2 separate regions of the Homo sapiens genome follow, and region 1 is linked to region 2. A link is a loop called in an ENCODE intact Hi-C map of the cell type or tissue named here. Cell type or tissue: mammary epithelial cell. All regions are shown on one strand. Each heading gives the region's core, and the rest is flanking DNA. Links, peaks and the distances in the headings are about the cores only. Region 1 overlaps RIMS1 (regulating synaptic membrane exocytosis 1). Region 2 has its middle 66 kb from the start of KCNQ5.

Region 1 (17,896 bases), core at 6,433-11,432, 410 kb before region 2:
AAAAGGGGAGGGAGTGTACCGATAGGGTGTGGGTCACAAAGATCACGTACTTCACAAGGTAATAGAATATCACAAGGCAAATGGAGGCAGGGCGAGATCACAGGACCACAGGACTGGGGCAAAATTAAAATTGCTAATGAAGTTTTGGGCACCATTGTCATTGATAACATCTTATCAGGAGACAGGGCTTTGAGAGCAACTGGTCTGACCAAAATTTATTAGGCAGGAATTTCCTCTTCCTAATAAGCCTGGGAGCACTATGGGAGACTGGGGTTTATTTCATCCCTACAGTCTCGACCATAAAAGATGACCACACCCAAGGGGGCCGTGTATAGACCCACCCCCAGGCGCATATTCTCTTTCCCAGGGATGTTCCTTGCTGAGAAAAACAATTCAGTGATATTTCTCCCATTTGCTTTTGAAAGAAGAGAAATATGGCTCTGTTCTGCCCAGCTCACTGGCGGTCAGAGTTTAAGGTTATCTCTCTTGTTCCCTAAACATTGTTGTTATCCTGTTCTTTTTTCAAGGTGCCAAGATTTCATATTGTTTAAATACACGTGCTCTACAATTTGTGCAGTTAACGCAATTATCACAAGGTCCTGAGGCGACATACATCCTCCTCTGTTTAGGAGATGACAGGATTAAGAGATTAAAGTAAAGACAGGCATAGGAAATCACAAGGGTATTGATTGGGGAAGTGATAAGTGTCCATGAAATCTTCACAATTTAAGTTTAGAGATTGCAGTAAAGACAGGCATAAGAAATTATAAAAGTATTAATTTGGGGAACTAATAAATGTCATGATATCTTCACAATCCATGTTCTTCTGCCATGGCTTCAGTCAGTCCCTCTGTTTGGGGTCCCTGACTTCCCACAACAAGTTAATTCATAAAACATGTATTACTTGAAAATATCACCAGTTGTTGAGGCAGACATTTTTGGACTAATATTTATTGGGTACATAATATTATTGTAGTGTTCTTAGTTGCATATGTGTATGTCATATATCCATATATTTTTATTTAGTTGTTAAGGTAACCTTATTACTATCTCCATGTGACACATGAGAAAATTGAGTCATAGCACAATTGCTCCAGGTCATGCTTGACTTGCTACATGCTTCAGTTGGAGAATGGTATTACTCAAATATGGTCACTTTAAACTCTAGGCCAGTGCAGACAAATCTCTTAAGAGACTCATTTAAATGTAAATTTCTTGGGCCCGCCCCAAACATCTTATACTATCATATTATGTTCTAAACATAGAATGTGGTTTAGTAATGAAGTAATATCTCATTTATCCAAAACTCAGCTCTCTATCAACTTCACCTTTCTTGTCTGAAAAACAGATATTTTTGGACTAATATTTATTGAGCACATAATATTAATACAGTGTTATTTGTTGTATATGTGTGTAAAATATCCATATGTTTTTTATTAATTGTCAAGACAACCCTATTACTATCTAGTCATGACAAATGAGAAAATTGAGTCACAGCACAATTGCTCCAGGCCATGCTTGACCTGCTTCATGCATCACTTTGAGAATGCTGTCTGAAAAACAGACAGGCAACAGGAAATAAGCAAAAAGGTAATGTGGAATTTCACAAATAATTTGATCATGTCAAATCCATGCCATTAATTCATAAGAGAACTTAGTGTACTCATAGTTTATTCATAGCTCTCTCTCTTTTTTTTCTTTTCTCTCTTTTTTTTTTTTTTCCTGATACAGAGTCTCACTCTGTTCCCCAGGCTAGAATGCAGTGGCTCAGTCATTCATAGCTCTTAAAATCTAGGTTTTGTTGCTAGCCTTCAAGTTTGTAGAATGCGTTAGAAAAAAAGAAAGGCTGCTCCAATTTAGCAGATATGCTGGGTGACAAGAATCTTACAACTTCAGAGGATATTCAAAACTAGAAAAACAGACACAAGAATTCAAAAACTTGCAGTCTGGATCTGACATGCACAGTGCAGCTGGCTTGCACATATCAGTTGGACTTGACTATTTACAGTTCTCCTTTGCTGCAGCATGAGCAAATAAATCCACTTCTTCCAGTGATGGCTATAGAGAGAGAAAAGAGTATGTAATTTAGAGTCAAATATACTCCATTTGGAGTAGTTTCAAATCTCAGCTCATCTACTCACTGACTGTGGATGACACCAAGTTTTCTGCAACTAGGTTTTTTGTTTGTTTGTTCTTGGTCTATGAGGCAGTCATAGCAACAACCTCCCTAGATAGAGTAAATAATGCAGGTGGGAAAATTCCCTATCAGGATACCTAGCACATAATGGAAATCCAAAATCTTTCCTTTGTCATCTTCCAAAAGCATGAAAGATAGTTACAGAGGGTGGGATATGGTGTTAGGCAGCTGAGGACTCAGATCCTGGCTGCATACTTATAAGTTGGATAACTTTAGGAAAATGATTTCAACTCTCAATGCCTCAGTTTTTTCATTTGCAAAGTGGAGTTAGTAATGCCTATTTTTCTAGGTTAATATAAGAGTGATCAATAATATACATACAGCACCTTTAATATATTAGGCCTTCAATAAATGATGATAGTAATGATTATATTTCTAATTTTCAATGTCTTCCTTTAAAGACAATACTGCAGATGTGTTATACATTTTGGAAAGATTTGTATCCTAAATCATAAACCATTAGTATTTCAATATAATTTATTCATCAGGTTCCTGGTTGTTTATAGGGTAATGTTTAAGCCTTACCTTCATACAGAAAAAATACATACTTTATTATTGTGAATTTTTATTGTGATATATATTTATACTTATAAAAATATGTATATATGTGGATTTTCATTTTTCCTTCATTCTCAGCATTACACACAGCTTTATATCTTTATTCTTACAACATTAGCTTGTGTAGATTTATTTTGAGATGAGAATTTCAGATTTTAATACACTTTAATATTGATATTATTACTGTTCAGGAAAATAACAGAAAAACATAGTTAGGATTCTGAACTTAGAAGTGTAAAAGAATTAAAACCTGGCTTCTCTACTCATGAGTTTCGTAACTTAAGATGATCTATGTAACTACACTGAGTCTCAGTTTCTTATTCATAGAGGCAATAATATTCTCTACTTAGTATTTGGGGATGATTACTAGCATTTATAATGTGCTTAACATGATACACATTATAAATTCCTAAGATGAGGTAGGCTAGTCTATTTTTCATTTGACTGTCACATTTGATAGTGATAGTAATAAAATTTGATCACTTAGTTTTCAATAATTAAGTTCTAAAAAAGAAATAAAAATACATTCTCCCTCATCTCAAGGACAACACACTTAATGGATAGACAAACATGAACAAATACCAGTAAGGGTCACAGATGTTTTAGATGTTTTGAGTAAGTTAAATGGGAGAAAGAAAGGGAGTGATTATTCAACCTGGAGAGATAAAGGCTTTCCAGAATGTGACATTCAGTTTGAGTACATTTAGTTCAAGCACAAAATTTTCGTTAAATGATAATAATAAATATATAATGCAGAAGACTGGATCAAAATGCTGCATAGAACACATATATAAACACCTCACCACCCACCCAAAATTCCTTTAAATAACAAGGAGAATTCAGAACAAAGTTAAATGTAAGAAAAGGTGTTATTAGCAGACCATAACTTTTTAGATACTCCTCAAAGACAGAAAGCCCAAAAGAGTTCATTAATAAAAGCAAACCACATGTCAGCTCAAAACACAAGCAATAGAAAATTATTACAAAGATAAAAGCTGGAGAGTTTATTATGTTTAATGATACTCAATATAAATATTAAAAGAAGAGGAAACTGTCAGTGCAATTATCATGCATAATGTCACCTCACTGTCAAAAATATCATGCATACTGTCAAGAACATTTGAATTCACCTCACCTCCCAACACTACTCCTTACATGTCCACTTAAAGAAAAAATGCAGCAGCTAACTCTCTAACACTTGAAAACTTGTAGACAGTACTCTAAGGAAATTTAGCTACTTATTTGAGGAAGATGCTTAGAATGGGCATCGGTGTCTGAGAATGAATGTTTAGTGTGGGTGTCAGGGTATGAGGGAATAGGAGAGCCTGAGGTGACTTGATATCCAAAACTGACGTGGAAAGGAGAAGAAAAGAAGTTAAAGCAGCTACATCACAGGGAAATTCACTAGGATATTCTACAATCAGAGAACAGCCAACTTTGTTTCAATAAGTGAAAAATTGAGAAATGTTTTTGCGGGTTTGGGTAGCAGTGGGTGGTCACTGCCATTCTGCACATGTGTAAGATGCCTAAGTGATAAAACAAAGCCAGTCAGTCAAGGTACCTACCCATTTACACCAAACCCACGGTGACCCCATCTGTTTAGAAGATGGGGACCTTTAGAAAATAACCCTATTACCTGCACAATGGCAGAAGAAATTCATTCCAGAATGAACAAAGATGATTCCATGACATTTGAAATAACAAAGATTTGCATACACCAAATAAAAACAGTCTGCTGAGGAAAGGGGCAATGAGAGGATAAGAATGAGTTAGGAATTAAAATAGATTTGCAAAAATTATCTTTAAAAGTCAATAGAACTGGTAAATAACAGACAGAACTGAGGACAGAATCAGTAATCTATAAGATAAATATATGATATTTTCACTGGTTTAAGAAAAACAAATAGAATGTTAGAAGAGTTAGTCATAGATGCTTAACCAAGGAAGTCTAACTTCAAGTAATAGGAGTTCCAGAAGATGAAAAAAGAAAATAATCGAGAACATAAATACAAAATAGAGGAAAATATTCCCAAATTGTTAAGCATGATTGTTGAAAAAATACTTACACAAATATGCATCTTGGTGGAATTTTATTACTCTTAGTATAAACAGAAGAATCCTAAAATATTTCAAGAAAAAAAAATGAAAAGGTTTACTTACAAAGAAAGGAGAAACATTGCATTCTGATTTATCTTTAACAAAATGTTAGAAGTTAATTAAGCAATATATTCACTGTTCTGAAACAAACATAAATTTTTGAAATCGAGAATTCTGTATCTAACTGGTTGTGAGGGCAAAGTTAACAAATTTTTGGACGTGAAAACATTCAGAAAGTTTACCTTTTACATTCTCTTTCTAAAATAATCACTCCAAAATTTAGTGCAAAAAATGATCAAATAATATTTACTTTAGGAAGATAAGGATGACTTAACACCAAAAAAATCTAACAACATAACTCAGTGTATCAAACAAGTAAAGTATAAAATTATATGATTAAATCAATAAATGCTTGAAAAATGTTTGGTAAAATTGACAGCCATTTCTAATGAAACACTAGCTTTAAATATAATACAGCCTCCTAAATATAAATAGGAACATTTACCAAAAATTAACAACACTTATTATTTTTACAGGTGAAACACTAAAACTATATTAATAAAAATCAAGGAATGGGACACTAACCGATTATCATTTAACATAGTCTTGGATGTTTTAGTTAATATAATAAGGCAATAAAATAAAATAACTAGAATAAAAGTGGAGAGAAAGAAGTAAAGATGTATCTTTTTGTTGACTATAAAGTTGTATACCATAATGAAAATTATTGAGAAATTTAGTGAGGTGGCTAAATATAAATTTGAAAAATCCCATATGTATATCCCATAATTTATTCATCATTCTTGTTGTTTCAAGGGTTTTTAAGAACAATACCACAGTTTTCCTTGTGCATATATTCTTAGTAGCATTTTATAAGAATAAATTCCAGAAAAAAGTTATTTTCAAACTGCTTTCCAAAAATGTTTTAGCAATTCAGCAGTGTTTGAAGGTATACATTTCTCACATAGCACCAATAATAAATGTTAGTACTTTTCTTGGAATCTTGTGAACATGATACATATAAATTAACATTGTATTATTAATTTAATTATTTGTATTTCTTTGATTTGTTAAGCTTATGCATTATTTCATGTGTTTTGAGACGTTTAATTTTTATTTTTCTGAGAATTATTTGCTCATAACCTTTGCTTATTTTTCTATTGAGTTGTATTTTTCTTGTCCATTTGTAAGCATTCTTTGTATATTAAGTACATTAGCATTTTATATATTAAATGTGTTTTAAATATATATATATATTCCAATCTGATATTGTGTGTTTACTTTATAGCTTTCTTGTTTTGTTCTTCTGTCCTAAAATTAAGATGCAAAGTTGTCTGCAAAAATTAAGTCTATACAATCTTTTTTTTTTTTTTTTTTTTGAGATGGAGTCTTGCTCTGTCGCCCAGGCTGGAGTGCAGTGGCACGATCTCGGCTCACTGCAAGCTCCGCCTCCCGGGTTTACACCATTCTCCTGCCTCACCCTCCCGAGTAACTGGGACTACAGGTGCCCACCGCCACGCCCGGCTAATTTTTTGTATTTTTAGTAGAGACGGGGTTTCACCATGTTAGCCAGGATGGTCTCGATCTCCTGACCTCGTGATCCACCCGCCTTGGCCTCCCCAAGTGCTGAGATTACAGGCGTGAGCCACCGCGCCCGGCAAAGTCTATACAATCTTAATGCAAAGATCGTATGTGAGTCTGTGTGTGTGTGTGTGTATGTATATGTGTATAGACGGTTCAAAAAGGTAGGTAGACTTTCCTCCTTTTAACTTGTAGGGATATCTATGATACATTTTTATCTAAAAAAGCAAGTTGCTAGAAATGTGTATACATCATTTTCTTTAAAGAAGTTAATTGATATATACAAATGAAACTTATTATTTTCAAATGTACAATTTAATGTTTCTTAGTAACTTTCAGTGTTTCTTGGTAACGTTACAGAGTAATGCAATCATCAGTACAAACCAGTTTTAGAACATTTTAATCTCCCCAATAAAATCCCTTAAGCCCATTTACAATTAATCCTCATTCCTCTCCCCAGCTTCAGGCAAAAACTAATCTACTTTTTATCTCTATAAATCTGCTTTTTCTGGATTTTTCAAATAAATGAAAATCAAATAATTTTATATATGTGTAAAAATGTTTGTATACGTTTGTATGAACAGGAGAAAGCTGAGAAGGCATACACATCTGGCTGTTGACATTAGTTAAAGTCAGAGAAGTGGGATGAGAACAAGGGAGGCAAAACAAAAACAACTAAATAGACACTCTTAAATAAAAAATAATTCAACAAAAAAATATAAAAAGTAAATTTGCATAAGGCACATTACAAAAAATGAAGAAATATATTTTAAAAAATCAACTATAATGAACAATGAAAAATCATTTTCACTATCAGATTGACAAAAATTCAGAAGACTAATAACACCCAGTGTTGTTGGGGGTTTTGAGAAGTGGTCACTATCTTATGTTGCTGGTGGAAGTGTAGGTTACTACTGCTTGTTGTGAAGGGCAATTTGTTAGCCTCCATGAACATTTAAAAGGAGTTTACCATGAACAATTCTACTTTTATATTTTTAAATTCTAGGGAAATTACAGATGAGCAGTGCTATATTTTATAATAACTAAATTAAAATTCCTATAAACACAAACATAAATGCATATAACTGTTTATATGTATATATATGTAGATACACACACGTAGGTATACATAAAGATACATGCCTGTTTCTGTGTGTCTGTGTGTGTGTGTATGTGTGCATATAGTGTTGGAAGGATACATATGAAAAGACTCTGGCCTTTTCTAGGACCTAAAAAGTCCTATTAGAGCTGTAGGGCTCCTCGTCTTCACCACACCTCTCCCAACTTGATCTCATCCTCTCATATAATCCCCTTCACACACTGGTTACTTTGCTGTTCATGAGCACACCAAGTAAGGTCTTGACATTTTCAGTTTCCTATACCTAGAATGACTTCCTTTATAAGTCTGGCCCAAGGTTTGTGCCTCTGCTCATTTGGCATCTCATCAAAGAGGCCCTTTCTAAAAACTTCTTAAAAAGCACTGCCCACCCACTGCTCCTACTCTGCACTGGCCCTTTGTGCTAATTTACATTTCATATAGCACTACCTAACATAGTATATATTGTCAGTGTATCTGCTTCTTCCCACTAGATTATAAGCTTTGTGATCTTGGAGACTTGTTTCCCTAGGGTCTGGTTAGTACCTGGCACATAATAGACACTAAATAATATATATTAAATGTTATGTGGATGGACTAAATTATAATAGATTTGGTATGAAGGGAAAGTTTCAGATTTCAGTTCTTAATATATATAGTTCTTTATTTTTAATATTTTTTTCAAAAGAATACATTTCCCTAATGTGTACATTGTTGTTTTATTAAGTTATTTAAAAATCACAGACCAAATGCAAATCAATCTCTCATCTTTCCAAATTAATTCAGGAAGCATGTTTTTAGTTACATTCTTCCAAATCACCTAAACAAATTCTAGCTTAAAATTAATTAAAGGCCTTAATTTTACATAAGAGGCTTGAAGATTGATTTAAGATATTACATGAACAGTATGAAGGAAACAGCAAGTTAATTTCTTTGTATTTAACTTTGTGGGATAAATGTAGCATTGGTCCAGACAGGGAACAGCTTACCTTATTTCTACTATTATGAAAGAAAAATGTTCCTCATTCTTGTGGACGTCTGAGCTCTGACTAAGTGGAGCTATCTTGGTTTAGAAAACTGTTCTGATCAGTAATCTATAAAAGACTGATTTATTTTATTGTGACCTTTTTTATTTAAAAAAAATCACTTGAACTGCCAACCTTTCTAAAGAATATTGTCTTCACTTTAATGCTTTTAAATGTATAATTATCAGCAAGGAACACTATTATTTTAGTTTCTGTATAATCCTATCTGCCAAGTAGTAACAGAATTAAAAATCAGAAATTATATTGGTAACATAGTTAAACAGAGGCTACAGTCTGTAAGGAGGTTATCTAGATATCAAATAATTCCAAGGTATTTCAGTACATTTAGAATTTTAAAAATTCTTTAATATTTTCCCTGGTAGAATTTACAAAGCATCAGGAAGAGAAAATGTCCCTGTCATACAGTATGACAGATAATGGTTAAATATTTCCACTTGGCATGATTACTATATTTAAAACTTAACACCTTCCACCCTTTATGATAGTTATTTGTATTTTGTCTGAGTGTGTGAGAAAAAGCACTTTGATTTCTCCAACAAGAAAGCAGAGCCCTGTTATGTGTGTTAGTGCTGTAAGACCTCTAACTTCCCAGAGTTTTTGAGATCAGAAAAGAAGACATTTGGATTGCATTTCCCATCTTCAGATTATCAAGGATTACAGACCATTTTAGTTCAATTTCGTATTTCTGTCCTTAAGAGACATCAACATTTATATGATATATACTCAAATATAACTGTTTTCCTGTTGTCATATAGATGTAAAGATACTTTTTAGCAAAAGTACATAGTTTTCCTAAGGGTTTGGGGTTGAGAAAAGTAAGTTGGGAACAAGTCTTCAAGGAGGGAGGAATTTATTTCTTAAGATGGTGATGTTCTCTATCCTTCCACAGGATGGCAGGAAAAACTTGGTAATTTACCCAGTTGATGAGTAGTAGGTTATACATATCTGTATTTTAAGGTGGGTATGACTTCCAATATTTCCAACAATATTTTGATAGACATTTCTGCATATCTTCTAGGAGTAGATGTTTTCACTAATAGTTTAACAAACTATTTGAAACAAATCTATAAAGTTAGCCATCTAATAACACAGTTGTGGAGTTTAGATAAAGATTCATTGAGAAACTGTATGGTCTATGAATATATGGGAGGGATAATAAAAGCATCAGTGACATAGTGCCAGACAGTTGAGCATGAAGGCCATCAGCATGCTGTTACTAGAAAATAACTCTAGTGGAACTTTTAATGCTATTAAATTTCCAAATTCCCTCCTCCCCCTCAAAAAAAGTTTAAATGTACTTCCAGGTTTTGGGTATTTAAGTCAAATGACTAGTAAATCTGATAATCCATTATTGTGACACTTGGTAAATTAGAGGCTGCAATTTGAGGCAAAGTTCTCATTAATAAGTTACATTTTCCCTAAGAATAATAGTGTTGAATGGTGTCCAGCATGCTTAGTACTCAGAAGAATAAAACTTGCCTTCAAATGAAAGAAAATAAGGAGAGTCCTAATTAATTTTCCTTACATTTTGACATTTTATAAATTTATTTAAATTTTACCACACAATTTAAATAACCCGTGATAGAGTAAGTACTAAAGTTTTAAAGTTTTAAATAAGTGTTTAAGCATAGTGAAAAAAATCTTTGGTGTTATATTTTTAAAATGTGTTTTTCAGAATTTCATGATAAGTCACTAGACTTGGATTAAAGTGGTTGGTTCTCACCTCAGCTGAGCTATTAGTAAAATGTATCACTGTGGACAAGTTATCTAAATGTAGTTTCCTTTCCTAGAAAGTAACAGGTATTGAATTAGGTGGCCTATTAGCTTCCTTCAAGTTCTAACATTTTTGTAATAAAAATATTTTTACTTTGTGTTCTTTGATAAAATATTTTATATTATGCTTTTAAAACATCTATTAAAAGTGACATACTGCATTTGTCTTAGTTGCTAGTGGGTCTTTTAAATTTTGTATGATGTCCTATAAGAGATCACTGTTTTTAAATTTGTACACTAAGTATGTGACTGGAAATTAATTTAATCTGGCCCCTCTAAATATCAAGCCATTTAATATTTTATCTCTTCTGGCAGAAAAAAAAATCATTGGGTTAACCATTATTGTCCTCCCTTTATAGGAGAAAAGTAAATTGACCTGCTATATTTACAAAGCAGGTATGCCTAACTCCAAAGATGGTGATTCCCCCCCTACAGTGCCATTTTAAATGAAAACACATTATTTTTTCCTTGGAACAAAATATGTGGTATTTTGTTATTATTTTAAAGTGATATTCTGACAGAAAGTAGTAGAACATCGTTTTATGTATTTTAACAGGTTAGATGGTAAATTCCTTGTCTATGATATGACCTCTTTCTACTTCCTGAAAAAAGGAGACAATTATTCATATATTATTTTCAAAATCTATCAGAGCTACCCCAGATCATCAATAAAAGATAGCTCTTTTATGAGTGGTCACAGACTGATCTCAGTGTGAAATCACTGTCAAATAACATTTTCCATTATGTATATAGAAATGAGGTTATCGCCAGCTTAAAATTAAGCAGCAATCATCTTGCAATGACAGTTGTTTCTGCTTTATTATAATATCATTTCCATGGTAACTAAACAGAGCACCATAAAGGAAGGATTATGCTAGCAGGTGTGAAATAAACAGCAGGAGGACACTTACAAAAACTTTATAAAAACTTGAAGATAGATGACATTTTTAATAAACATTGCAACCAACGATAATACATATGGACTTAGGAAGGGAATAACAATTTAACCTAGTATATGAAGTACATGGTTAAAACTCTTCTAATACTAATTTATTAGAAGTAGAGAAATTTATGCAAACAGCTTTCTCCATAGGACAGTTTTATTAAGCAGGCTATTTTTGCAAATTCTTTGATCACCATGTAATCGTGATCAAAGAATTGTGATGTGATGTATTGGTATGTAGTGGATAAAATTATGTCCAGAATATAGTGTTCATGGTGGTTGATGTGCCTGTTTTCCTTTATTTTTAATTGAAAGCTGTTTCCATTTGTTTCTAACATATAGGCTAGTGATAAAATTCTCTTAAATGTGATATTTATCTCAAGACTATGAGCAGAAAGATATATTATTTCTTTTTAAATATATACGTAGTTGTGGTTTCTGATAGAAAGAAATACATTTTAGATGACTGGGATATGGATTTAGCCTTGTTTCTATTTCAATTTGAGCCATATCAAAATAGGATATTGTTTAAGTGCCATGGTTTTGGAGAAAAGACAGTCAGCTTAAATTACTTAATGAGAGCTGGGCATCATAAAGAGAGTCCAAAGCAAAATACTGGGTTCACAATGTCTCAACCTATGGCCTTGGTATTTGGGAAAAAATGGTCAATTCCAGAAGGTAGATCTTGGTGGAAGTCAGGATGAAGTCAAGAGGCTGTCAGCAATGGAATGTGGAAATGTGTGCAGTATTTCACAGCTTCTGTGATTATGGGCTATGGTACTGAAGGCAGAGAAAGGAAGGTTCTACGTTGAAACCTTGGTGATGAACCAGCCTTCTATCACGCTGTGTTGGTATTTAGTTGATGTTTAGCACTGCCTGTGAAGATCAAACTCCAGTTTGAGCAGAGGTTGGCTCCAGACAATGCCAAAGAGGATACAATTAATTTCTAAACATACTTAATAGTTTCTACATTATCGTATTTTTACGTCTTTTCTGCTAGAAGCATTGCACTTCAACAAATGACACATTACTGCATAAAGCCCCATTTCTTGAATGAAAACTCTGAGCCATCTATAGTTTTTAGAAATTAAAGGATAGCATATGTATCCTGGAATTGGTGAGTAAAAGGACAGGGAAAAGTAAAGAAAGGTGAGGATGGCAATAATAGCAAGTAAACATGTCCTGGACCACAGTATTTTGGGTGGATAAAATTATTGCATGAAATTCATGGCTTCCAGTTCTTCCACTATAGCAGCGAACGCAGGCCCGTATTACTAAAGCAGCATATCATTATTTAACCAATTTAAGATACAGTCACAACAAAAATGACAACTATTCATTATGCATCTATTAAGTGTTATTCAAGCAGTTGGCCATTAACAAAGTAGTGTACTTTAAGGCCATATTCATTTTTACTCAAGATTACTTCTTGCCAATGCCTCAATGGTTCTGAATTTCAGAAAAGCAGCTAATATGCACTCTGTTAGAGAATAAATAAGGAGTAACATCTACTTAACTTCTTGAGTAGAGCAGGAGTTTGAGATGGAAGTTCTAAAGAATGTGTCTCCTGTCTTCATGAAATATCAGTGATGTAGTATTTTTCTTGGTCACTTTGCCCGCTGGGGTCCTCCGTGAAGAGACATGTATCAAGACGTAGACATTTATCAAAATGAAAGTAGAGGATAAAGACAGCTCAAAAGTCCTAAGGCTGCTGACATGAACAGATAATTGGTGGCTACAGTTGTGCCTGCTAAGATTTGGGTGCATGGGGCTTCGCTTTGGTTAGCTCCCATGGTCTTCTTTTCCAAAAAAAAAAAGAAGCCTTCAGGTTAAAGACACTCCATTTACCCCCAGCACCTGGCAGGATTTGCAGGATAATTGCCCAGAATTAGAATATTGATCTAGTTTTTTACATTACCCATCCCTTTTATTTCTTTTGAGCTACAGCTGGAGATCACTGATTGGTTCACAGGAATGAGGGTTAGTCTAAAATGCAGACAAAAACTTAAAAACAACTAATGAGACTAGAATGTAATGACAAGTGTATGATAAGGATTTTTTTTCTTTCTTTTTTCTTTTTTTTTTTCGAGATGGAGTTTCGCTCTTGTCACACAAGCTGGAGTGCAGTGGCGTGATCTTGGCTCACCACAACCTCTGCCTCCTGTGTTCAAGTGATTCTCCTGCCTCAGCCTCCTGAGTAGCATAATTTTTCTCTCTCCAGTTCTTTTGTTAAAAACAAATCATAATAGAACTGAGTTGTTTGTAAAATAAACTTTAGTCTTATACTTGGCCTGATTATTTGCATAAAGTGCAGCAAAAATAATTATGTTTCCCATAGGCTTTTTAAAATTGGCTTTGATGGAATTCTGCTTCATAAGGAATCTCAGATAAGACCTTTTAAAGCCAAGCCCAGCCATGGGTTTGCACCTTCAAATACCTATGAATTGGGTAAATTCCTCTCTTCTTGATGTCCCCAAGATAACTTGGGCTCCTGGGCCTATTAGAAAGTGACATTTTTGGCCAGGTGTGTCGGCTCACGCCTATAATCTCAGCACTTTGGGAGGCTGAGGCAGGTGGTCCACAAGGCCAACAGATCAAGTCCACCTGGTCAACATGGTGAAAGCCTGTCTTTACTAAAAATACAAAAATTAGCTGGGCCTGGTGGCACACTCCTGTAGTCCCAGCTACTCAGGAGGCTGAGGCAGGAGAATCACTTGAACCTGGGAGGCAGAGGTTGCAGTGAGCCCAGATCATGCCACTGCACCCCAGCCTGGTGACAGAGTGAGACTCCATCTCAAAAAAAAATCAAAAAAGAAAGTTACATTCTTTACTGACCACAGGTTAGGAACCCCGTATAAAGACTGTGTAGACAAGTTAAGAGGCCAGTGTTCCCAAGGGGCTTTTATTGGCTCTGCAAGTCAAGCTTGATTCCTTAAAGGGAAGCACACCCTTCCAGTCAAAGCTTTGGCAAAAACAAACAAACAACAACAAACAAAAAACAGTTTCTCCAATTGCATCCTGTTGCAAGAGAAAATGGATTCTTATTGCACTTATGCAAATAGCTATATTGTCATAAGTTAAGAATACTCCCAAATCGTTTCCAAATTGTGGAGAAACCAGGCAGAGAGAAACAAATACGCTGGAAATTTTGTTCACAGAAGTATACCTTACTCAATTGTTAAAAGCTGTAAATAGTTCAAAATAAAAATTTTCTTGACTCTGAGAAACAAAGGATCAGCAATATTTTAAGCAAAAAGTAAAAAATGATTACTTCAGTCCTTTATTAGTTTAGTTCATTCAGTTAATTCTTGTTCTGCATGACATTCATGAGTCCTGAACATTTTTCCTCTATTTTAATGTCACAATCTCTACAGCTATCGGAAACTGGCATTGTCTCAAATATTTTTAAAAAGGCAAAATCTTTACGCAACAGGAGGGAAGACTTAGCTTTCCAAAAAATCTGTCACGTGTCTTTCCCTTCTTTCTTCAGTAGTTTATTTGCAAGGCAAACAAAAATCTTTCATTATCCTTTTATGTTACACGAAAATCTTGTTCAAGAGGTAGAAAGCTTGATTTCATCCTTGCATTACTCTACCATTAAGGTCAAGCCCATTTTTTAAATAAAACCTTAAGGATAAATCTTAACCAGTTTGACCATGAGGTGAAATTCTTATAAATCTTTTATAAACCTTTACAAATTTTTGTTAAAGAGAAGGTTAGTGCCTTTAGAAAACCCTGTTGTGCTTTTATTTCAGTGTTCAATTTACCAAATTGAAAAACCAAATAATAACCTTTTGAATTTAGTCAATATGTTCATACACAGAATTTCTTTTACAAGATTAATTTTTACAAACCTTCCACACCTTGTTCAAACCTTTAGATTTATTTAATTTAAAACAATCCTTTAACCCTCTAACCTAGACAAAAATTTATATTCCCATGCCTTCTTATAATCTTTTACTAAAAACACATTTTACTTTCCTTACATACCTATCATGTAAATCTATTTTAAGTAGTCTCAATTACATGTTATAATGGTAATTCTTAGCAATTTTAAATTTTGATGTAAAACCTAGTAAGTTATTTTAATTATGTACTAGGTGTAGATACGGTCTGACTCTTTCCAGCATAATCAGGGGCATGGTTAACTCCGTATGTCCCCAGACCTTACCAACTGTAAAGCAGGCAAGTCAAACGATTTTCAAAAGCCAAAGAAGCAGTTTATGACCTTAAAGCATTTAGCAAACCTAATATCTGACCTGTATAATTTAGACCACATGTCTACATTTTGAAGACATTTTTACTTTACCAATAATCTTTAAAGCTGTTTTTATTTCTCAAAGATTAAAGTCATATGAATTAAAAGGCATTACAGCTTTAATTTTTCCTTCAAAAATATTTGATCTATGCATTTATTTTTCTTTAGTCAATTAATTAGAGCTCTTCTAAATAAACATCACATACATAACACATATATAACTACACAGAGAGACAGAAAATTGAGTAGTTGTAAGATTTTTCATTGGGCAGTTTCTTAATTGGATTACTGGCCTCAGGGTGGAGCCCTTGAAGAAACAGGGCTAGGAAAGCATGTGGTTTCTAGGGCCTAATAAGCAGGCATATCTGAAAGACAGAAACAAATTTTGAGAGGGCTCTATCCTGGGGGTTCCATGAGGAAAACAGAAATTTTTTCCAACACAGGGTCAGTGGCACCTCCTCTGTTTCCCAAGGAGTCCCAGGCTATCAAAAGCTATTCTAGGGCCTCTCATGTGTGTGTGCATTAACAGTGAAGAAAAATAATTCCATTGACTGAGAAGAAAAGAATGTTTTTCTGGCAAAACAAGATCCACAAAGAGAAAAGACATAAAGGCCTTTTAAATATACCTATAGCTTGAATATCCACTTTTAATTAAGCTGACTTTTAACTATAGTGCTCTGTTTTTAAAAAAGTCCTTTTGAATCTTTTATTACCTGACCTTAGCCATGGTATATGGCCAATACTTCTGGGTTTTGAACTCATAGAGGGGCAGAAAATACAGAGATTTTTACCATTCCTGCAACTATTTTGCACAGAGAGTGGCCAGAAGTCCAACTGGCAAGAAATTTTATGTTTTTGCCAGCATCCCAGGCTTCTGGGTTCCATTCCCCTACACTGTGGAGCCCTATTGACCCTGGAGTCCTGTGATGGGGAAACAGACAAAGAGGTTACCTTCATGTTGTAAAAGTTAGCCCCTCCTCAAGAGATTGCTCAGCTAAATTTGTAATTTCTTACCAGCTCATTTTTAAGCCAAACAGTTTAAGGCTTCAGGAAATTAAGCTTTTTCCAGTTTGGGGGATTCATCTGAGGGGTGTGTCCTGTGGTACAGGGACACAATTAACCATCTGGGAAGAGAGGATAAAGGAGAAAAAGGAAAAAGAAAGCATTTATTTTCCAAAGAGTCCCAATGATTCAAGATGCACTCAAGAGAAGTACAGACTGAAGATGTTTGGTTAACCATCTGGAAAAAGGAGGAAAAGGCATCCCTTTGTTCCTTTCTCTTTCTAGAAAAACCTGGGATACAAGAGGGGGAGAAAAAAAAAGATGTCCCCATTTTCTCTTCTATCCTTATATCCTCGAGTCCTGGTGACCTTGGCAGTGCCATCCATGGGTGCCAGTGTGACCTTCACCACGTAGCAGGAAGGCCTAGAGGGTAGGATTATTTGCACTCACCTAATGCACTGGCCTATACTCCCTGCTGTCAGTAACCTTGAGTTCCCTATACCTCATCTATGCCATGGATACGAGCATGACCTCCTTCCATGAAGTGGGGAGCCCAGTCAGCAGGAATTAGTTATGCTTAACTATGTTGTGCCCCTAGACTTGTGCTGTCACTAACCTTTGGGTTTGCGGAGACTTGGGTTTTTTTTTTTTTTTCTAGGGCTTCAATCGAAAGCTCAGGATTGAGTTTGGGACAAAAAGGTGCCTCAGTAGGGTACACAGACTCATTAAATTAAGTCCAAGGTGACCCTCATGTTTGCAGTCAGTGACTGGTGGGGGTAGTTGGGGCCACTTCTCTGTTGCTTCCCTATCATAAGCAGAGTGCTAAGGTGAAGTTGTGGAACCAGGGCCTCCTCAAATAAGGGAGAGAAAAGGAGTCCCAGGAATTGGGAACCTGCCCTAGTAAGATGCCTCCCCAAAGGAAAAAAAAAATCTGCCACGTAGAAAAGCTCCCTTTATTCACAGGACTTTGTGAACTCCTGACATGGTGGAGGAAAGAAAAAAAACAGCTTAAGTGCCTGTGGGAAAAAGCCTCTTGTTCTATGCAAATGGATTCCTTCAACAGGGGAAAAAAAAACTTTAATTGCTGCATCCTCCCTGTTTCTAAGAATAGACAGAAACTGCATTTCTTATGACTGGGCCAAGTGCCCATTCTACCCAGTAATATCTGTGTAGTTTGCAACAGCACCTTTAACATTATAAAAGAAGAGCTAGCAGCCATCACAATCCATGAAAGAAAGAAAAAAAGTACCATTGAAAAGTCTGGGCATCTTGGCTAACACCCTAACACCCCCTCCAGTTGCAGACTGGAGCCGGTCTAGGGGCCTTAGGACAACAATGAGGTGTT
Region 2 (13,712 bases), core at 2,063-7,062:
AGGAGGAGGTGAAGAAAGAAGAATTAGAGTGGTGGGCAAAGGCAATGTTAGTCTCATTTATAATATTTTGATTTTGTACAAGGAGAATACCTTCATATACTAGCTGTGTAAATAAAAATTAGTTTTAAAATAGTATTTGAATAGGTGTAAGTTACTGTTACCATATTTGTACACCCTTTTTTTCTTTCTGAGGTTTGTATTTTTAAAATGCTTAAACAACACAATATTATCATTTCTTCAATTCTAGTTGTATTATCTCAAGACCTAATATGATAAATTTTTTTTGAGAAGTTACTCTGTTGCCCAGGCTGGAGTGCAGTGGTGCGATCTCAGCTCACTGCAATCTCTACCTCCCAGGGTCAAGTGATTCTCCTACCTCAGTCTCTTGAGTAGCTGGGATTACCAGTGCCCGCCACCATGCCAAGCTAACTTTTATAGTTTTAGTAGAGACAGGGTTTCACCATGTTGGCCGGGCTGGTCTCAAACTCCTGACCACAAGTGATCCACCCGCCTCAGCCTCCCAAAGTGCTGGGATTACAGGCATGAGCCACTGTACTCAGCATTATTATTTTTTTGATTACACATAGTAAGAATCAATTCTTTTCCCCTCAATTTTTACCATAATCTTACAAGTATTTTTTCCATCTAATTTATATATTACTATATCACAAACCTTACCAAAGACAGATTTTCTTTCTATTGCAGCTATTACCAAACCAGGCACATGTAATGGAACATTTACTATCAATTAAAATGATTTCTGGATTTTTACAAACTACCAGGAAACTAAAATCTTTACAGGAAAGACAGCAGCAGAATTCCAGACATACAAATATTTCATTAACATATGCTAGAAATAGACAAATCTAGGATATTAAATCAGTGCTTCATCTAATTTAAACAAATCTGTAATAATTTGATGGCAATCAATCTCATCTATTGCAACCAGCTTCTGATGCTGTCGTGTTTAGCAAATTTGGGGCTAGTATCCACTTTTACAGTTGGACTATTTTGATATTTTGGACATATTGTAAATAACTTTTCAATGTGAAAAAGAACAGAAAATGCGACTAACATAATTCACTAGTTTTATATCTTCATATAGTATATTCTATTGCCATTATTCCTTGATATCACAGTCTAATTTAATGTGCATAGGCATGAAATAGAAGTAGAGTGTTAGATCTAGAAAAAATCTTGGAAATCTTCTAATTCAGCTTCTGCAGATGAGAAGTTGACAAGCAAAAGATACAGATACTGACTTTAAGTCATTCAGCAAAGTAGTAATGAGTTTAACTGGGACAAATGTACTGACCAACATAAGCAGTGTAAAAGTATTTTCTTTTCTTTTCTTTCTTTTATTTTTATTTTTATTTTTTTTTGAGACAGAGTCTGACTCTATGGCCCAGGCTGGAGTGCAGTGGCACCATCTCGGCTCACTGCAAGCTCCGCCTCCCAGGTTCATGCCATTCTCCTGCCTCAGCCTCCAGAGTAGCTAAGACTACAGGTGCCCGCCACCACGCCTGGCTAATTTTTTGTATTTTTAATAGAGACGGGGTTTCACCATGTTCCGCCCGCCTCGGCCTCCCAAAGTGCTGGGATTACAGGCATGAGCCATCGCGCCAGGCCAAAAGTGTTTTCTTACACAGTAAAATTAGAAAAGTAAATGGGTGTGAGAAGGATAGCCATCACAACAGTTTGTTAAATATTTCAGAATATCCCCTAAGAAAAAATTTGCCTCTAATATAGAATTGTTTTGTATTTTATTTTTTGGTTTAAAAAACCTTGCTTTCTCTTAGTTAATATCTGGCATCACTCAATGCTTCCTAATTACAATTAAATTCCTAACTCTATCCTTACAGATAGAGCAGTATCAGAACAAGTGGACTCTTGCCAATTCCCCCATCACTCATTTTTGTAAACTTTCTATATTTGCCCTCATCCTGTGACTAACTCAAACCTATAAAATTCTACTGTGTAATTCCCCTTTATCTTGTACTGAAAAGTCCTCTTCCCCCTGCAACCTGAGATACGATTGGAAAATTCAAGCCGTTAGTAAATAGCATGCATTCCTACGTTGGAAAGCAGACCACCTGTGTACACAAAACACCTGGGTATAAAGACTGAAGTCTCCTATTATTGATTCAAAACATGAATATCAATGGCAGAATTCTGGAATATTATCAGATAATATTCTCAAAGGTGCTAATAAACTAAAAACTTCACACAGTGCCCTGTAGATGTTGCTTCAATTTCTCTTCAGGTTTTCTTCTTTTCATTCCTTTATATGCAAAGTTGCTGGATTTAGCAAATAAAAGAGCAAGATGCCCATAACATTTGAATTTCAGATAAATAAAGAATTTTTTAGTATAAGTATGTCCCATGTAATATGTGGGACACAGTTATACTAGAAAATTCTTTGTCATTTATCTGAATTTTAGTCATAACTGGGCATTCTGTGTTTTGTGCTTTTTGTTTGTTTGTTTGTTTTTTGTTTTACTGAGATGGAGTTTTGCTCTTGTTGCCTAGGCTGGAGTGCAATGGCATGATCTTGGCTCACAGCAACCTCCGCCTCCTGGGTTCATGCAATTCTCCTGCCTTAGCCTCCTGAGTAGCTGGGATTATAGGCATGTGCCACCACACCTGGCTAATTATTATTATTATTATTATTATTATTATTTTTAGTAAAGGCAGGGCTTCTCCATATTGGTCAGGCTGGTCTCGAACTCCCGACCTCAGGTGATCTGATCTGCCAGCCTTGGCCTCCCAAAGTGCTGGGATTACAGGTGTGAGCCACCGAGCCCGGCGTTTTTTTTTCCTTTTTGAGGCAGAGTCTTGCTCTGTTGCCCAAACTGGAGTGAAGAGGCATGATCTCGGCTCACTGCAGCCTCCGCCTCTCAGGTTCATGCTTCAGCCTCCCTAGTAGCTAGGACTACAGGTGTGCACCACCATGCCCACCTAAATTTTTGTATTTTTAGTAGAAACAGGTTTTCACCATGTTGCCCAGGCTGGTCTCGAACTTCTGAGCTCAGGCAGTCTGCCCTCCTTGGCCTCTCAGTGTGCTAGGATTACAGGCGTAAGCCACCACACCCGGCCGGGCACTCTGTATTTTACCTGGCAACTCTAGTTATATGCAAATACCTTGGACTATCTCTAAAGATAATCTGGTCTTTGTATGAGTTAACAGATGATTTTTATATATTTGGAGGGGAGAGATATTCAGTTAGTAACCATTCTATAAACTTTACCTCAAGACCTGACATGGAAATTTACCAGACTTGGTTTACCGGGTGGTCCACTGCTAGGAAAACATTTTCTAAAATGGCCAGAAAGCAAATATTTTAGGTGTTTTAGGTCGTGTAGTCTCTGTCACAACTATTCAACTCTTCCTTTGTCATGTGAAAGCAGCCACAGATAGTGTATACATAGGTGGGTGTGGCTATGTTGCAATGAAAGCTTATTTACAGAAACAGCTGTCAGGTTGGATTTGGCACACAGTTTTCCAACCCGTGGCACAATTGAACTGGCACATAGATGACATTCCAGTGTCATTACATGTAACTTATTGGAAAATCAGTCCGACATATTGGATATAACTGGACTCTTCAAAATTATAAAAATAGCAAGGTCATGAAGAGAAATGGAATAAAGCTTTTGCACAAATACTCTGCTGTATCCCTCTGCCACAGTAAGTAGATGAGAATGAACATAGGCTCATTTGGGTTTAAAACATTAATTGGAACTAATTAAATTTTGCACATTGTACTATTTCATAGTTGGTAATACAAAGAGACACTGTTATTCAGCCAAATTATAACTTTTTTGAAAAATTAATGAAAATATTTAAAATTTAAAATGGTGTTGGGGGCTGGCAACTCAGAGATGGAAAATTTAAACGAGATGAATAACACTGAAGAAGGCAAGTAAAAAGGCATCTCGTTACACAAGGGCAGCTGAAAGGCAGACAAATAACAGGATACGGCTGGTAGGATAAATAGAAGGAGACAAGTCTTGAGTAGTTTCCATGACTCATTGCTGAGCCACAGTAACCAGAGAGGCACAGAGACTGATTCAAAATGCATACAGGAAAAGTGAATATGGCATGCAGAAAGAGGAATAAAAAGAGCCAAGAACCAAGAAAGGATGAAATGGAATGATGTCTTAGAGAGATAACTTCCCTGGAGAGACTTCTGGAAAATAGAGACACAGAAATTGGTTTTGTTTATGATCTCTTGCCAGCAGCTTCTTGTTTACAATACAAGGGTTAAGTCAAAGATGACAGGTGTACCTGACAATGACAGGAAAGCATTTTTACAGCAAGAGTGTTTTGCTGTCCTAAGGGTTTAGTCTAATAGAAAGAACTCAGGCATATATTTAAAATCAATCATGTGTCTGACAGCCAACGATGCATTTCAGATAATCCATTGGGACAAATGTTTCACTTGCTAAATTTGAGACACACATAAGAGATGCAAAAGCAAATTGAGCGGAAAAAAAAGTCACTTTATTTAATAAGTTTCTTTTTCCCTTTCCATTCATCATCAAAGCCAGAATAAACCTGACACAACGGAAATGACTAAAATGAAGTAAAAAGGTAGTTGTCATTGAATAGTTATCCCCATGGCAATAGGAATAGACTGTGAACACCAAAGAATGAAAGGAATGAATGAATAATGAATGAATAAACACAATATGTATTTTGAGAACTCGGAATCAATCTGATGGTTTTGGGATGTGCCAGAAAAGATACACAAGAGTCATGATATCAGAAATGACCAACATTCTGGCTTTGCTAGAATTTGCTAATTTGTGAGATAAAATTCTTCCCATGTTAGAAGGCAAATTTAGAGGAAATAGCCCAAGATAGCTTTAGCTTTAGCTGCTGCTTTGTTATTATCATGAAAATAGTAGCTGAACTACTCTTAAGATGAGAATTTATACACTGTGATCAAAATAACTTTAAAAAATATCTCCAGCTCCTGTGTGATTCTTTTTGCATATGTCACACTAAAATGTATAAGAAAGTCTTTATTCTGATGAAGTCACTAGATATCATCAAAGGAAAAATTTATCTTGCTGGAGGCATAATAAAAACCTTTATTGAGCACTTCCTAAGTGTCAGGCATGGTGGTGAGTGCTTTGATAGTAGTTTCACAACAACCCTGGGAAGAAGATATTATTAATATCTCTATTTTTATATGGAAAAAACTGAAGCCCAGAAAGGTTAAGTAACTTGCTAAGGAACGCAGCTGAGAATTGGCAGTGCAGGGATTCTACTGCAGGCTGCCTCACCCCAAAGTCTAGGTCTGGATCACAACTCTACATTGTAAGGTTTTCTGCATGCCTGGACTGAAATATTTGGTAATTCACTACCCATGACAACAGTGCCCCCCCTAGACCTCTTTAATTGGCTTTGGTCGTGCAAGAGTCCTTTAAGAGAACTTTCCCGTTCTGGGTTATAAACACTGCCTACCTCTTAACTCATGATGCTGGTTCGTGGCCAGAAAGGTGATTTTAGTGGGTCATCTACCACTACACTGATTTCTAGAGTTGATTCTGTTGTTTTACTGGCTAGGCAGGTGTGTCCTTTCTCCCTCTCTTCAGTCGGCAAGCAGCCCTCCAGAGGCCCATTCTTTGGTCATGGATATTCATAGAAGGCATTCAAGTTTCCTGATTGAATTAATCATAGTGTGATTGACCACTCAGGGCGGTTCTCTCCAATGTATGGTCCTGAAAACTGCAAAGTAGCAACACCTGAGAGCTTGCTAGAAAGGCAGCTTCTCAGGCCCCACCCCAGACATACAATATCAGTGTCTTTGGAGTGGGGGGCCTAGAAATCTGCATTTTATCAAAATCCCAAAGCAAGTTGCAAATATATTAAAGTTTGAGAGGCATCAACTTAGGGGACTCCCTATGACTATCACTTTTCCTCATATTTAGAAGATTCATAGCTCTGTATATGGGGAGTCTTTCGGACCCATAATCAGTTCCCTGCGGAGCCCAGGGCAGCTACTCCCAATCTCAGCTGACTAGAGATTCCCTGGCTAGAGATAGTAGATGTTGAATGTAGCCACATGTGAAAATTCTTCCTAAGTTGTTTTCATAGAATTGCAAATTGTATGTTTTTATGGAGCCCTAGTTCTCCTCAAATTCCCAAAGAAATCAATGACACCAAAAGCTTCCCCCTGGGATGCTCCTCGTTACTCCTTGTCTTTGGTATACTTCACTGCATAAAAGAGCTCAAAGCTGAGACAAAAAAAAAAAAGTCTACATAGAATTCTGTTCAATTTAAGATGATGGAAATCATGGCAGCTGAAAGTGAAAGTTAAGTAATAAATTTGTGATAGAGAAACACCACTCCTGCACTTTATTCCTGACTGACTCGGCAATCACCTTTTCCTGAATGTTTATTTAATATTTAAGAGTTTAATTTTGATGAACTGCTTAGTGCCAGAGTCCTATCCTGCCAAGCAAGAGTTTTATAGTCTACTTGAAGGGCTGCCATGAGTGCATAAATTATACAAAATTAATAAAAACAAAATAAGAAGTTGCAAACAAAATCACCAATTATTTACATTTACAAGCGGGACAAAACTCTATATAAATAGAACCTGGCAATCTTATTCATGAGCAAGCCACAACAAACAATCTATGATTTTTTTTCAAAAAAGCAAACTAAACTTGAGTTTCAATCATCCAGAAACAGAGGGCCTCAGTGCAGATTGCAAGCAAATCAAATGGCTGAAATTTCTTTTGTGAAAGTGGTTAGTATAGATTTCCTTTAAATTTAAAATTAATTTTCTTCCCATTTCTTAATCTTGTAATAAAGATTTACCCCCACCTGTTTCCACATCTCACTTCCTCCTTGTCTATCTCTGTATCTGTCACCCTATCCTTGAAGTTTTTGCAACTCTCTCCTTGTGATCACACAACTTATTTTAGATCTGGCCAGAGTTTCTTCATAAGCCTTCAATCTGGACTCCTAACACCCAGAATTTAAATTCATTTTGCATCCTGGACAAAGTAGGAATGAGAGACTTGTAAAGACAGACATAACATGAAGGCAGATGCCAAACAATAGTGGCTTAAGGAAAGACAGATGTCAAGAAAGTAGGAGAGAAACGAATCAATAAATACATGAGCAGAAAGCTAGACAATCAGGGAGAATAAAGATCTTATAGAAAGGGAGACAGGACTTTGCAAGATCTAAACAAAAGGACCTCAACTAATCATGGTCTGGGTATCTGAAATTTAGCACTTACACTTTAGTTAACTTAATCACTTATAAATAAATAGTGTAATTATTCTTCAACTCTGAGTGTACATGTCTATACCATCAGGTAGAATGGTCAAAATCATGGTTATATCAAAATTTAAGTTAAATATGCTTTAATTTTTTAATATGCTATTAATATCAGCTTAATTATTACATAGACTGCATGTAACTTTTCATAAAGGAAAAGTAAAGAAGTACTTTGGCAAGTGGGTAGTATAGGAAAAATGGTCCTTAATATAGTTTTCAAAAGCATCTCTGAATCCAATGGTTGATCCAAACAGAAGCAGATTGTCAAATGTGCCGCCAGTTGGTCTTCTAAGAGGAACCAAGCACATAAATCTCCATTTTGGCTCTCATGGGGTTCTACTATCATTTGAGCACTAGGTAAGCATTTCTGATGCCTACCTTGTATTTGAAAAATGAATTATACCAACAAACACGCTAAATATATTGCTTAGGGATACTCACATATGTTACAATAGTCTTTATTAAAGGAAGGAAAAGCTGAACACAAAATTTAGTATAGAAGTTACCTCCCAGAAGGAAGGCAGTGGATTGCAATAAGGAAAAGCACAATGGTATTGATGATATTCTAGTTTTTAAATTCAGTCATGGATGTGCATTTTATTACTAGCCATCATAACTTATATCTTGCATAGTTTTATATGCAGAAAATATTACATAATAAAAATTTCAAACAAATCATACATAAATTTTATTATTCTACCAAATCCATAGAATGACAATTCAGAAAAAAATTTAAGTTGTGAAAAATTCACATTTGAACACAATTATATAGGAAATTAGATAAGATTTATGCCTTAAATATTTTTCTAATTGATTTGAAAGCAGAGAAGGCAACAACACTGCCAAAGAAGTCAAGCAAAGGACACCTGGCCCTTCTGTTTCTTGGCTGTTCATGAATGTAAGAATGAAAATTTTGTCTTTTCTCAAAAATAATTAATAACCAATTTTCCCAGAGGAATTATAAGTTTAAGAAGTAGGCTTGGATACATTTCAAAATGGAATGTTTTTCGTACATACTAGGATACTATGTATTTTAGTTAGGTTTATAAAAACAATCAGAAATAATAAAGATTTCTTGAATTGATGCTTTATCCACACATTTGAAATTATCTTAGGATATGGATATATAAAATAAATGAAGATTTAGCCACAATGAGGTAAATTTATAACTTCTTAAATGACCATGTCCTGAAGATGCTGATTTATTGGTGCGTGGGTGGGATTCAGGGCTCTTGTCAGATTCAGGTGATGAAGTTAAAGTAATCTTTATCAATGTAGCAGATTAGAGAAAAATGGAAAAATTAGTTAATACAATGTAGAATATAAGCATTATCCCAAATGGTGTTGACAAGCTGCAATGGTAGACCAAGCCAAAGAAAATATATTTAATAGGAGTAAACTGTAGTAAAAATGTATATGTGAAAACAAATAAATACCAGTTACCAAAAGGGAATTTGGTCTCTGCATTAATAGAAATAGAGTGTTTAGAAGGAGTGAAGTGATTATTCTCGACTTTGAACTGGTCTGCTTGTACTAGGGAAATTTTGTATTCACTTTTGAGTGCCATATCTTATAGAAGATGTTGAAGAAAACAACCCGGGATAAGAAGTTTCCTCGAATCAACATACTATATGAAATAGTGGGAATCTAAGCCAAGGAAGAGAAGACATGGCAGGGAGGGGAAGATGACATCTCAATAGTGTGTACAAACACTTTATGATCCCTCATGTGAGTGAGGAAATGATTCAATTTGCACATTGTTGTTTGTGATGGTGAGGATATGGCCAAAGAAAGGAAGAATTACCTAATAGTTATTCTTCCTTGGAGATAATTAAACTAAGGCAAAATGCTATAAAGGAGACTCAAATATTTAACATAGACTTACATTAGATTAATTTTAGGATTAATTCCAAATCTAAAGATGTGTGTGTATGTGTGTGTGTGTGTGTTTCAATTTATTTACTGTTTCCAATTAATACGTTTTTTAAGATTTAAAAAAATTATTATTTCAATAAACTTTTGACTTAAACCAGAACACAGGCAGAGCAAAAACAAGAATCAAGACAGTCTAGAGATACTGAAGTTGAGAAAAATATTAAAACAAAGAAAAATCAAATATGGTGACCAAGACAGCCTTAATGTTCTCCCCAGCTTAACTAACCTTTAGACAGGCTTCTTCCTGATTCTAGGCCCTGACTTCCCTTTTCTTAGAGCATTTACTTTAGAAAACTTTCAATTGTACATTCTTTCTCTGCTTCTTTGAGATGTATATTTTCTCCCAGCCTCTTGCCAGTTTAACAACCCACTAATGTCTTTCTCAAGGACCTGGGAGCTATTCCTCTGAAAGGTAATTACCAAGAAAAATAGTGCTGCTGTCTCCCAGTCTTAGAGGTGGGGAAGGAGACTAACTTTTTTGGGCACCAATTAGCAAACACAGATGGCATAATCACAGAGAAGAACATTTGCAAATTCAGAAATAAATAACTCAATGTGCTCAACACATCCCATTGATCGTCCTCCTCTAAACGTCCTCCGGCATTTTTCCACTAGCTCACTCCAGTATTTAAAAACTCTCCAGCTTTTAGTTTTAGTAGAATTTACTTCAAATTGGGGTCTCTCTTCCAATATTGCAATTGTCCTGAATAAAATCTTCCTTGCCTGTTTAACTTTCTGCAGTGCAATTTTTGCTTTGACGATGGTAGCCAGGGTAATGTCCAAGGGTAGAATGCCAGGCAAGAAACCAAAGTCTATGCACGTACTACCATCCAGCAGACATTTTTTAGTGTCTATTGGCAGTCTGCCATAGCAAGAAATATAGCATGTATAGTCTAGTAGCATAATAAGGCATTGCCACAAATGACTTTAATTCAGTTGAAAATGAGCAGTAGCTTGAGAGATCTTATTAAGTTCTATGAAAGAATAATAAAATTCTATGGTTGATTTTAGAAACCAAAGGCCCAAGAAGCGTATGTAAAACTGCAGCAAACAAGAATGAAGCAGGAAACTTTTGATATAGCTAATACAGGGGCAAGAGTCAATTACCAGGCATAAGTAGTAGCAGAGTTGTTGAGCAGATGACATAAAGTACAAGAGGTGGAAAGAATGGCAGAACTTAACTCTCCGCACCTCTTTATTACTATGTGGTCACCATAGAGATCTGTGTGTGTATATATATATATATACACACACACATATATATATACACACACACACATATATACACATATATATATGGTCTATGTGGTCACCATAGAGATAATATATATCATACACACACACAAACACACACACACACACACACACACACACACACACACACAGAGATATGTTCCAAAGAGCTGGAGAACTAGGGTGATCAGTTGTCTGATTTAATAGTATAAACAGTAACAACAACAACCAATAATAGACAGGGCCATGCCAAGTGTTTCACATACTTTACATCATTTAATTCTTCCTGAAATCAAGTGGAGAAGATACTGTTATTATCCTTACTTGGTAAAGAAATTGAGCCTCAGAGAAGTCACACAGTCAGCAGAAGCTGAGTTGACATTTAATCTAAAGCTGATTACAAAACCCATAGTCTTATATAATTAATCCAGTGGTCCTCAAATCTAGCTAAATATTAAAATCACCTGGAGTTCTACTGAAAACATCAATATCTGAGTCCTTTTCCTGGAGATTAAGATTTAATTGGTTTGGTGGGTTTGGGGAGAGAGGGGAAGCAGGCATTTGTATAAAAATGTAAAAAATAAAATTAACCTTTCTCAGGGTGACTGTAATATGCAGCTAATGTTGTAAACTATTGCGCTAGGCTATTCTGTTTCTCCTCCTACCATTTGTGTGGCAGAAATAATAGCATAAATCAATACCAGCAGAGACCAAACTGGCTTTTCACTGCTTCCTCACCTCTAATTCACCTTAGAAAATAACAGTCTGGCTTCCACACTCACCATCTGAGGCAGGAATTATACAGGGTGGTCGCAGAATAGAAAATTCCAGGCAGCAATTGCACATGACTAAGTGAAAGCAAACTGTTGAAACAGCTACAGAAGCTAAGGACTGATAAGACCCTGAAAAACAGGGTGTGGACTGAGCTGGCTAAGACTGACTGGACCCAACACGGCTTTGGATTTGAGCTAGGTTCCTCCTAAGACCTCATTATCTACTCATTGACAAAACTAAATCACACACCCGCCAGTGCCACGACAGTTCCAAGAATAGCCACATGGGGTAAAATTGAGTGTCACCACAGTTCTGAGAAATCTCCATTTTTTTCCAGGAATTTCATGAAGAGTCCACCCCCTGGTTATAGAAATCCATAAATCTAGAAACCCCAAACTCTATTGCATGACTCTTTCTTGAGTACACCCATATTACCGTCTCCCGAGTATGTACTTTAGCTTTGCAATAAATCTCCATACTTCCACTATTTTCTGACTCATCCTTGAATTCTTTCTTGCAATGATGTCAAGAGACTGGACATTGGCTGTAATCGAGGTCCCACTGGCATTTGAGGACATCCCACAGCGTACCAGTATCACATCCACTTAGACTACAACATGCTGCTAAGACTGCCAATTAGCTCCATCCTGACAAATCCACAGTCCTTTTAATATTATATCTTCCTGCATTATTTGACACTAATTAGAGAATCATTCTTGAAACTATAACTCATTTTGTAAAATAACTTACCTATGGAACCATCCTGTGCTTCTCACTGGATTTTCTTCCTTGGCCCATCTCAGTAATTTAAGTATTTCTCAGGTTTTCCCCAGGATTCCATATTCACCTGCTACCTTTCTCATTCAACACAATCGCATTCCTGCAGAGTTATCTCACCCACTGCACATTATCAACTACCTGCTAAGAAGAACAAACTCCACATTCCTATCCCCAGCCAAGTCTCTGTCTTGGGCCTCAGTTCTACATATCCAGATGCCTATCCCAAATATTTCCACTTGATTCATTGTGGACCAAGGGTGCCTGGACCTTGGGAGTTAAAACCCAGGAGCCATGGGTCTTCTATTTTATGCAGGACCTGTTCTTTTATGCATTGTGTAGGGGGCATGGTGATCACTTACTCTTCAGTTCCTGAGAGTGAAATAAACCCACCATGTCTTCCAGGCACACCTCTAAAGCCTCAAGGCGTTTGTCCTGTTGATGTCAAAGCAAAAGTTTACTAAGAGTATTATTTTAATAGAATGTTAAAGAAACAGAAATTAGGAGAAGTGTATCCTGCCAGGTCCTTTGCCTGTTTCCAGGTTCTTCTATACACAATTATTCTATTGGGACCAAAAGCAAAGGAAAAATTGCTTGCAATCATGGTTGGTTTGCTGTTTCCTTATTCTGTCTCTTTGTGCTGCTAACTATAGCTAGAATACAATATTCAGGATTTTTTTCCACTTCAAATATTTAAGAAATATAATTTTTTCCCAATTACTTAGTTATATATAGCTGATATATTTTTCCACTTTTTTTCTCATTTCTGAGATCACATTTTTAAAAATATGCTGACTTCAATAGAGACAAATTGTCAGTTATATGTTCCAATTTTAAGATAAATTAATGTTCATTAATTTTACTACATAAGGTGAAAATACACTGAAAGAAATCACTATATTATTAGTTATTTAAAATTTTATAGCATTCTTAATAGTTACAATATTTGTGATGATAGTGATAATAACAGGTAAGCTATTTTCTTTAGTGACACTTTTTTGATAATTTATATTGTCTATTACTAAAATGTTCATCTTAAAATTTTTTCTCTAATATATCAGAACACAAAAATATTATAGCACCCCTTTGGTTACTTTTACTAGAGTTATGAATGAGTAATAATTTAAAGTTATATAAATTAAGTATCTGGCTCAATAATTAAAGTCCAAATTTATCAGTTACAAACCCAGGAGGTGCATGCTCAATATTAAGTAATAATTATATGGATTACATGGATAATTATATAGATGAGTGCACCATTTCATTTATAATAAAGTACAAGTGCTTTGCAATTTATATTAAGACAAAAATCCAATTAGGAGATTTGCAAATATAGTCATTCTATTACTGAATATGTTAACTTTATTATATGAAAATCATTTCCTCAGTGCTAAATTATTAAATCAATTTCGGTTACAATTTCCTTTTGCTTACAAATTTATATGTATACTGTGCATACTTGACCTAATAATAGTCAACAGATTATTCCTTTTTGCTTTATGAGTTTAACATAAAATATCATTTTTACTGTGCTCTGTGTAAGACTTGCTGAAACTTTCTATGAACACAGAGATTCTCTAAGATACTTTAATTTTTCATTTCCCATTTCAAACAAAGCTCTAAACTGGGAACTTTAAATAAGATGGTTTATAGTCTAATTTGTGATAGAAAAATTTGAGTCAGATGAAAT

The links. A loop is a pair of places that touch in the nucleus more often than their neighbours do. Peaks named below come from ENCODE experiments on the same cell type or tissue, not always from the same donor. Only the 100,000 strongest peaks of a DNase experiment are listed, where the experiment ranks them.
Region 1: it touches region 2 in a loop (4-fold over the local background); 1 of 110 quality-filtered maps calls a loop at or near these places.

What each region holds. Positions count from the first base shown.
Region 1 is chr6:72,131,524-72,149,419 of GRCh38, forward strand. The region is part of intron 4 of RIMS1 (regulating synaptic membrane exocytosis 1); the gene reads left to right. Among named protein-coding and RNA genes, the nearest start is that of RIMS1, 250 kb to the left of the region's middle. In mammary epithelial cell, for the core only: a CTCF peak has its summit at 9,462 (motif pointing right); no DNase peak of the experiment used is centred there.
Region 2 is chr6:72,549,670-72,563,381 of GRCh38, forward strand. No RefSeq gene overlaps it. Among named protein-coding and RNA genes, the nearest start is that of KCNQ5, 66 kb to the right of the region's middle. In mammary epithelial cell, for the core only: no CTCF peak of the experiment used is centred there; DNase peaks (open chromatin) are centred at 4,002 and 4,602; H3K27ac peaks cover 3,420 bases.